Linked DNA regions of Homo sapiens: region 2 is linked to region 1. A link is an interaction called in ENCODE POLR2A ChIA-PET data of the cell type or tissue named here. Cell type or tissue: MCF 10A. All regions are shown on one strand. Links, peaks and the distances in the headings refer to the core of each region. The heading gives the core; the rest is flanking DNA.

Region 1 (2,932 bases), core at 268-2,767:
TTTCAGGAAGTAGATGATAGTGGGGAGTGAATAAAGAGACTAATATTACTTGTGTATTGCTATTTCTTATGCATTGCTTTAAGCCTTACTCTATTAGGGTATGGCTTAAAGGACTAAAAAGCATTATCTCTAGCTTCAAGAAACACACAGACACATTAAAAGGATGATTGGTAAATAATTTGTGCAGATGGATTTTAGACAGTCAAAGGAGATATTTCTGTGGTCTGGTAAACAACAGTGGTAATAAAACAGATTCTAAAAATGAGATTTCCTGAAAAAGCAACAGAAATGAGATGTAAGTTCTTGATGTTTCTCTTCAGAAAATTCATTCTAAGTGATTCAGAGAGCCATAAAATTTTTAATTAAGAAAAAATGAGATATCAAACAAGGCTGCCATAAACATGGTTTAATAATGTTTTATTTTATGCTAAATATTGTATGAGAAAAAATAATCAGTTTTATTTTATGTTAAATACTCTAAGAGAAAAAGGGTAGAGTGAGGACAAATTCATTAAAGAAAAGGCTTACTATCATCTGATTATATTTTATAAGGCTGCAAGTATGCTAAAGACTTGTACCAAAGGGACAGGTCATTGTTTTATAGAGTAATAATCAAATCATTCCAACACATCTAAAAATAATATCTTTTGTGGCAACTTGGGTGGAGCTAGACACCATTATTTTAAGTAACTCAGGAATGGAAAACCAAATATTGCATGTTCTCACTTATAAGGGGGAGCTAAGCTATGAGGATGCAACGGCATAAGAATGATATAATGGACTCTGGGGACTCACTGAGGAGGAGTGGGAGGGGGGTGAGGGATGAAAACCTACATATTGGGTACAGTGGACCCTGCTCCGGTGACGGGTACACCAAAATCTTAGAAATCACCATTAAAGAATGTATCCATGTACCCAAACACCACCTGTACCCCCAAAACTATTGAAATAAAATTTTAAAATAAAATTATCTGTAATTTTCAGATGGCATTTCTTTATTAGCAATTAGAACTTCTATAGTTTTCATTTGCCTTTGCTTTTTCAACTAAAAAAGGTATTCTGGTGAAAAAACGCTCTGCTCAAGACAAACAATATCTAAATTTGATTCGTGGAATATATTGAAGCCCAGATGGGTATTATTTGAGCCATGGATTATATATTCTTAATTTTTATATTTTAGATTACAAAATTTAAATATAAATTGAATTAGAGTTCTTATATTTTTTAATATTTCTTTTTCCTTTTTAAGTTTCTTGTTCTTATATTATGTCAAAACTTTTTTGCCTGGTTGCTTCCTATCTCTGAATCAAAGCTGCTAAGATGCGATGACTTTATCATTGTAAGACAGACCTAATAATTTTTAAAATAAATAAAAATATTTTATTATCTAAACATATTAATCCAGAAATTCCAAGCAAAATTTATCTTTAGCAGTCATTAAGCAGCTTTACAAGACATAAACTCTTCCTGACGCTTGTCCACACTTTACCGTGTATTGAGTTTGTAATGTATTCCAAACAAACAATGTTATTTGTTCTGGGAAAACCTTATTCAAGAATCATTCAAATAATCACTGATTATTTAGTATGTGTTTCACATTCTAATAGAGACAGCGAACAAGATACAGTCCTTGCCATCATGGAGAGCCCATCATGGAGCTTATAGCAAAAGGAAGGAAACTCATCAAATCTATAACCCATTTTCTAGGATCGACAAAATTTTGAGTTCATGCAGTACAATCAGTTCTATAATTTAATTTATTGTGATATAATCAACAACGATTTAACAAGAAAGATCTATCAAAATAAGATGCAAGAATCTCATAGCAATCCACCTTCTACCATATAAACTGCTATCTCATGGCTAATTCCTGTCCCATATCCGCCTATTGAGTAGGTAGGTACTGGAAGTTAGAGCTGAGAAGCTCCACTGAAGCATGATGATTGCATCTTCCATGTCCCCAGAGTTGAAACCAATATGGCTATTTCTATGGTTAGAATTTCCTTGTGTTGACAAACATTAATATGCTCAACTCAAAGAGTGATCCAAGCTTTTGGAATCCATTGTTTACATAATCATGGAATATCTTTTTTAGAGAAGAGAATACACACTTACGAATACAAAATTAGATAACAGGACTTGAAAGAGGTTAATGCAAGGGTAGCCCTGAAATTAGTTATAATTAATAAGAATTCTTATAATTAATAAGAATTATAACAAAGAAAGATCATACAAGCAAATAAGAATAAAGTGCATACTCACTCACATAGACACACTCATACACACACAATCAAGTACAGGACTCTACCACCTGTGAATAAAGTTTTGAAAATCCTATGACAATATTAGCAGATTTAATCCAGCTGTACATTAAAAATATATTATAACTATCTAGAGTTTGTTCCAAGAATAAGGTCCTTTTTATTTTAGAAAATATGTCAATTTAAGTTACTATATTAAAATTTGAAGGAAAAAGATATTATCAATTCAACAGTTGCCAAAAATTATTTACTAATTTACATAGCCATTCTTGATTTATAAAACAAAACGGTCTTCTTAGAAATCTAGACCTATTTGATTATACATCTGTAAAAAGTTCATCTTAAAAACAGTAATTAATGGAGAAAATTCAGAAGCACTTTCATTTAAGCCAGAAATTTAACATTTTACTAGAATTCTTGGGCATGACAATAAAATAAGGGAAGGAAATAAAAAGACTTACATACTATACTGGCAAATAATTTACTACAGAAAATTCATGGGAATTGTTTTTTAAAAATCTATTGGAACTTATAAATGTTTAGAAACACACTTAAGTACAAGGTAAACACATAAAATCAATAGCTTTCCAATAAGCCAGTCATAATAAATTTTTAATGTAGTGGGAGAAATAGTCACAGCAGAAACTGATGAAGAATAGAATAGTTACCTA
Region 2 (2,932 bases), core at 293-2,792, 260 kb before region 1:
CTTCTAAAACTCAGAGGGAATCAGATCAAAATAGAAAAGCACAAATGATAACGCCTGGCTTTCATTTGCATTCCCTTTTCTCAAGTTGCATTGTGATGTGGTGTATGTCTTCTTACTTCTCTCTCTAACAAACGAAAACACTCCTACTAATAGATAAAAAATACTAACAGGCCAACCTCATACACTAAGTTTGCATTATTTTATAAGCTTTCAAAAAATGATGTGACATGTCCCATTAATGGCAGGTTAATATATTTCTATGTCATTTGTTTCATCTGCTGGAGCCACCAGGCAAGATCACACATATCTCTTCTACCATAACATTCATTGCACTTTTTACAAGGACTGATTGTGCCATAGCCTTTTTTCCCTTCTAAAAAGTGACTTCCAAAAGTTCTTAACACTTATTCAATACAATAATGGATACAATAATGAATACATAATAAAGCCATGGATGAGTCAGTGAGTGAACTTATACACAGCAGTGGAGAGTATCAGCCAAATCTCCATGTTTTGAGGGCTTACTAGTGAAAGAAAGAATCATAAGCTCTAAGAGCAGAAGAAGAGAATTTCTAGCTGAATTACCATCGAAATAGTTATGGAGATAACACATATGATATGGTTTGGCTCTATGTCTCCACCCAAATCTCATGACAAATTGTAATTCCCAATGTTGGAGATGGGACCTGATGGGAGGTGATTGGAACATGGGGGTGGACTTCCCCCTTGCTGTTTTTGTGACAGTGAGTGATACTGATGTTTCTGGTTACAGTAATTCAAGGGTGACTCCCACTGCACCAACTGTATTCCTTACAATGAGGGAGTTCTCATGAGATCTGGTTGTTTGAAAGTGTGTCTGAAAGTGTGCACTTCCCATTAGCTTGCTCTCTCCTGCTCTGCCATGGTAAGAAATACTTGCTTCCCCTTTGCCTTCTGCCATGATTATAAGTTTCCTGAGACCTCCCAGCCATGCTTCCTGTACAGCCTGTGGAAGTGTGAGTCAATTAAATCATTTTTTTTCATAAACTACCCAGTCTCAAGTAGTTCTTTATAGCAGTGTGAAAATAACCTAATAAAACCTATTAGATGCAGATATTGAAAGATGAATATGCATGGGTACATGACATGGAAAAGAAAGGATCCTCAAGCAGAGGAATACTGTCAATAAGGATGCTGAGGTCAAGTAGGCCTGCAGATAAGTGGTGATTCAGCAACCTCAAGAAGCTCCAGGACTAGTGACTCAAGGGAGAGGGAGGGAAGGAGACAAGTCTGAAAAAGTGGATTGGCTAAAGAAAAGGGTCATGTTGCAAATCCCAAGAATTGCATAAGAAAAGATTGCAAGAAGTTGTTTCACTTAAGAGAAAATTTGTAAATTTGTAATTTGTAAACAAATGAGAAAATACCTTAAACTTCCAGGACCCCAAAGGAATACCATTTGAGCAGCAAGATTTTAAAACATGTTTTTGTTTTCAAAAATTAAAAAATAGTCTTCCATGCTGCTGAAAAGTTTATGTTGATTTTTTTTCATAGTTTTCAAATAGAGGACTAAGCTTATTTAAATAAATAGATACTTTAAAGATATGTCAGTAGGAACAGAAAGGAAAGGAACACAGTGGATAAGTGGTAAATTAAAAAAATATACTAATTAGTAGGATTTGAGGTTATCACTTGAACACAAATGTAAACTGTTTGATATCACTCTCATATTTGGGCCTCACATGTAAAAGTGTTATTAAAGAATTTGCAAAGCAAGGAGAAACATGTTTTACATGTTTTTTTTGTCCACAATGTAGTTGTCATGAGACAATAGACTATTTGACTTAGCAAGTCTTCAGTTATATTGCCAAGTATATTGTTCATCACAAATAGCAAATCTTTCTCCAATTCAAATAAGAGAAACTTTACACTAAACTCTATCTTTCTTTCACTATAAAAACCATGATTTCTTATTTGTTGCCTCTTGCCATAAATCAGCTACTTTTCTAAGTAGTGATAGTACTCCCTTTGGAAGGGAGAGATTGTAAACTGTGATGTACCACTGCTGACAGTAGAATTTTTTATAAAGCCCAGTTGTTGCACACACAAACAAAACAATATCAGGTCATGAGAAACATTGTTTTACTCAAAGCCCTATTCATTTCTATGATGTTTCTCAGTTACAAGGGAGCTGTATCATATTTATGCCAATTAAAAATTCTTTCCATTTGGAGGAAAACTCAAGGAATGTGCTTTCTAAACAAAAAAATAAAAATAATTACTACCATAGCTTATCAATTCTTTACTCTGTTGATAAACAAATCACTGTTACTTTCAGCAGGCATTTAAAAGTAAAACAAGGCTTGAGTTGTCTCAGAAGAAAAATTCCAAGACCTTAGAGAAAGCTGAGTAATTAAAATAGGAGACAGTTAACTTGCTTTTAAATGGAGGTACTAAAGTAAAAGCAAGACATAGCAAGAAAGCAACAATTCTTCTTCCCTATGCGGTTTTCACAAGCCAGCTACAGTAAATTATTAGTGAAGAAAAACAAAATCTACAGTGATTCTCCATGAGTCAACAGTGAATTATAAGAAAGGGCTGTGGTACAGGGAGAGTGTTACATACATTTTGCAGATAGTATTGTTTTTGTTGGTTTTGAAGTACTGTTAAAACAATATTTCAATTATACCATTCATGAATCACAAAGCTATTTTCAAAAAGTTGCACTTTGAAGTTTTTACTATGTAGATGATTTAAGTAGTGATGTCATACGAAAATAATCTCATAAAATTAAACTTAACATGAAGATTAAAAGTTCACTAGGCTTTTTCACTTAGTGTTTGAAATTTTAAAAGACAGAGACAAACTAAGGAAGGACAGAATTGCTTTTAAAATCAGAATACATGACAGAAATCACAGAACAGGAAGAGACTATAGGCTGTGTAGCCCAACTGTG

The links. Peaks named below come from ENCODE experiments on the same cell type or tissue, not always from the same donor. Only the 100,000 strongest peaks of a DNase experiment are listed, where the experiment ranks them.
Region 2: POLR2A ChIA-PET joins it to region 1 with 5 read pairs; 2 of 35 experiments call an interaction of 5 or more read pairs at or near these places.

What each region holds. Positions count from the first base shown.
Region 1 is chr21:27,003,848-27,006,779 of GRCh38, reverse strand. No RefSeq gene overlaps it. Among named protein-coding and RNA genes, the nearest start is that of ADAMTS5, 38 kb to the right of the region's middle. In MCF 10A, for the core only: no CTCF peak of the experiment used is centred there; no DNase peak of the experiment used is centred there.
Region 2 is chr21:27,268,155-27,271,086 of GRCh38, reverse strand. The region is part of intron 1 of LOC102724355 (a long non-coding RNA gene); the gene reads left to right. Among named protein-coding and RNA genes, the nearest start is that of ADAMTS5, 300 kb to the right of the region's middle. In MCF 10A, for the core only: no CTCF peak of the experiment used is centred there; a DNase peak (open chromatin) is centred at 1,236.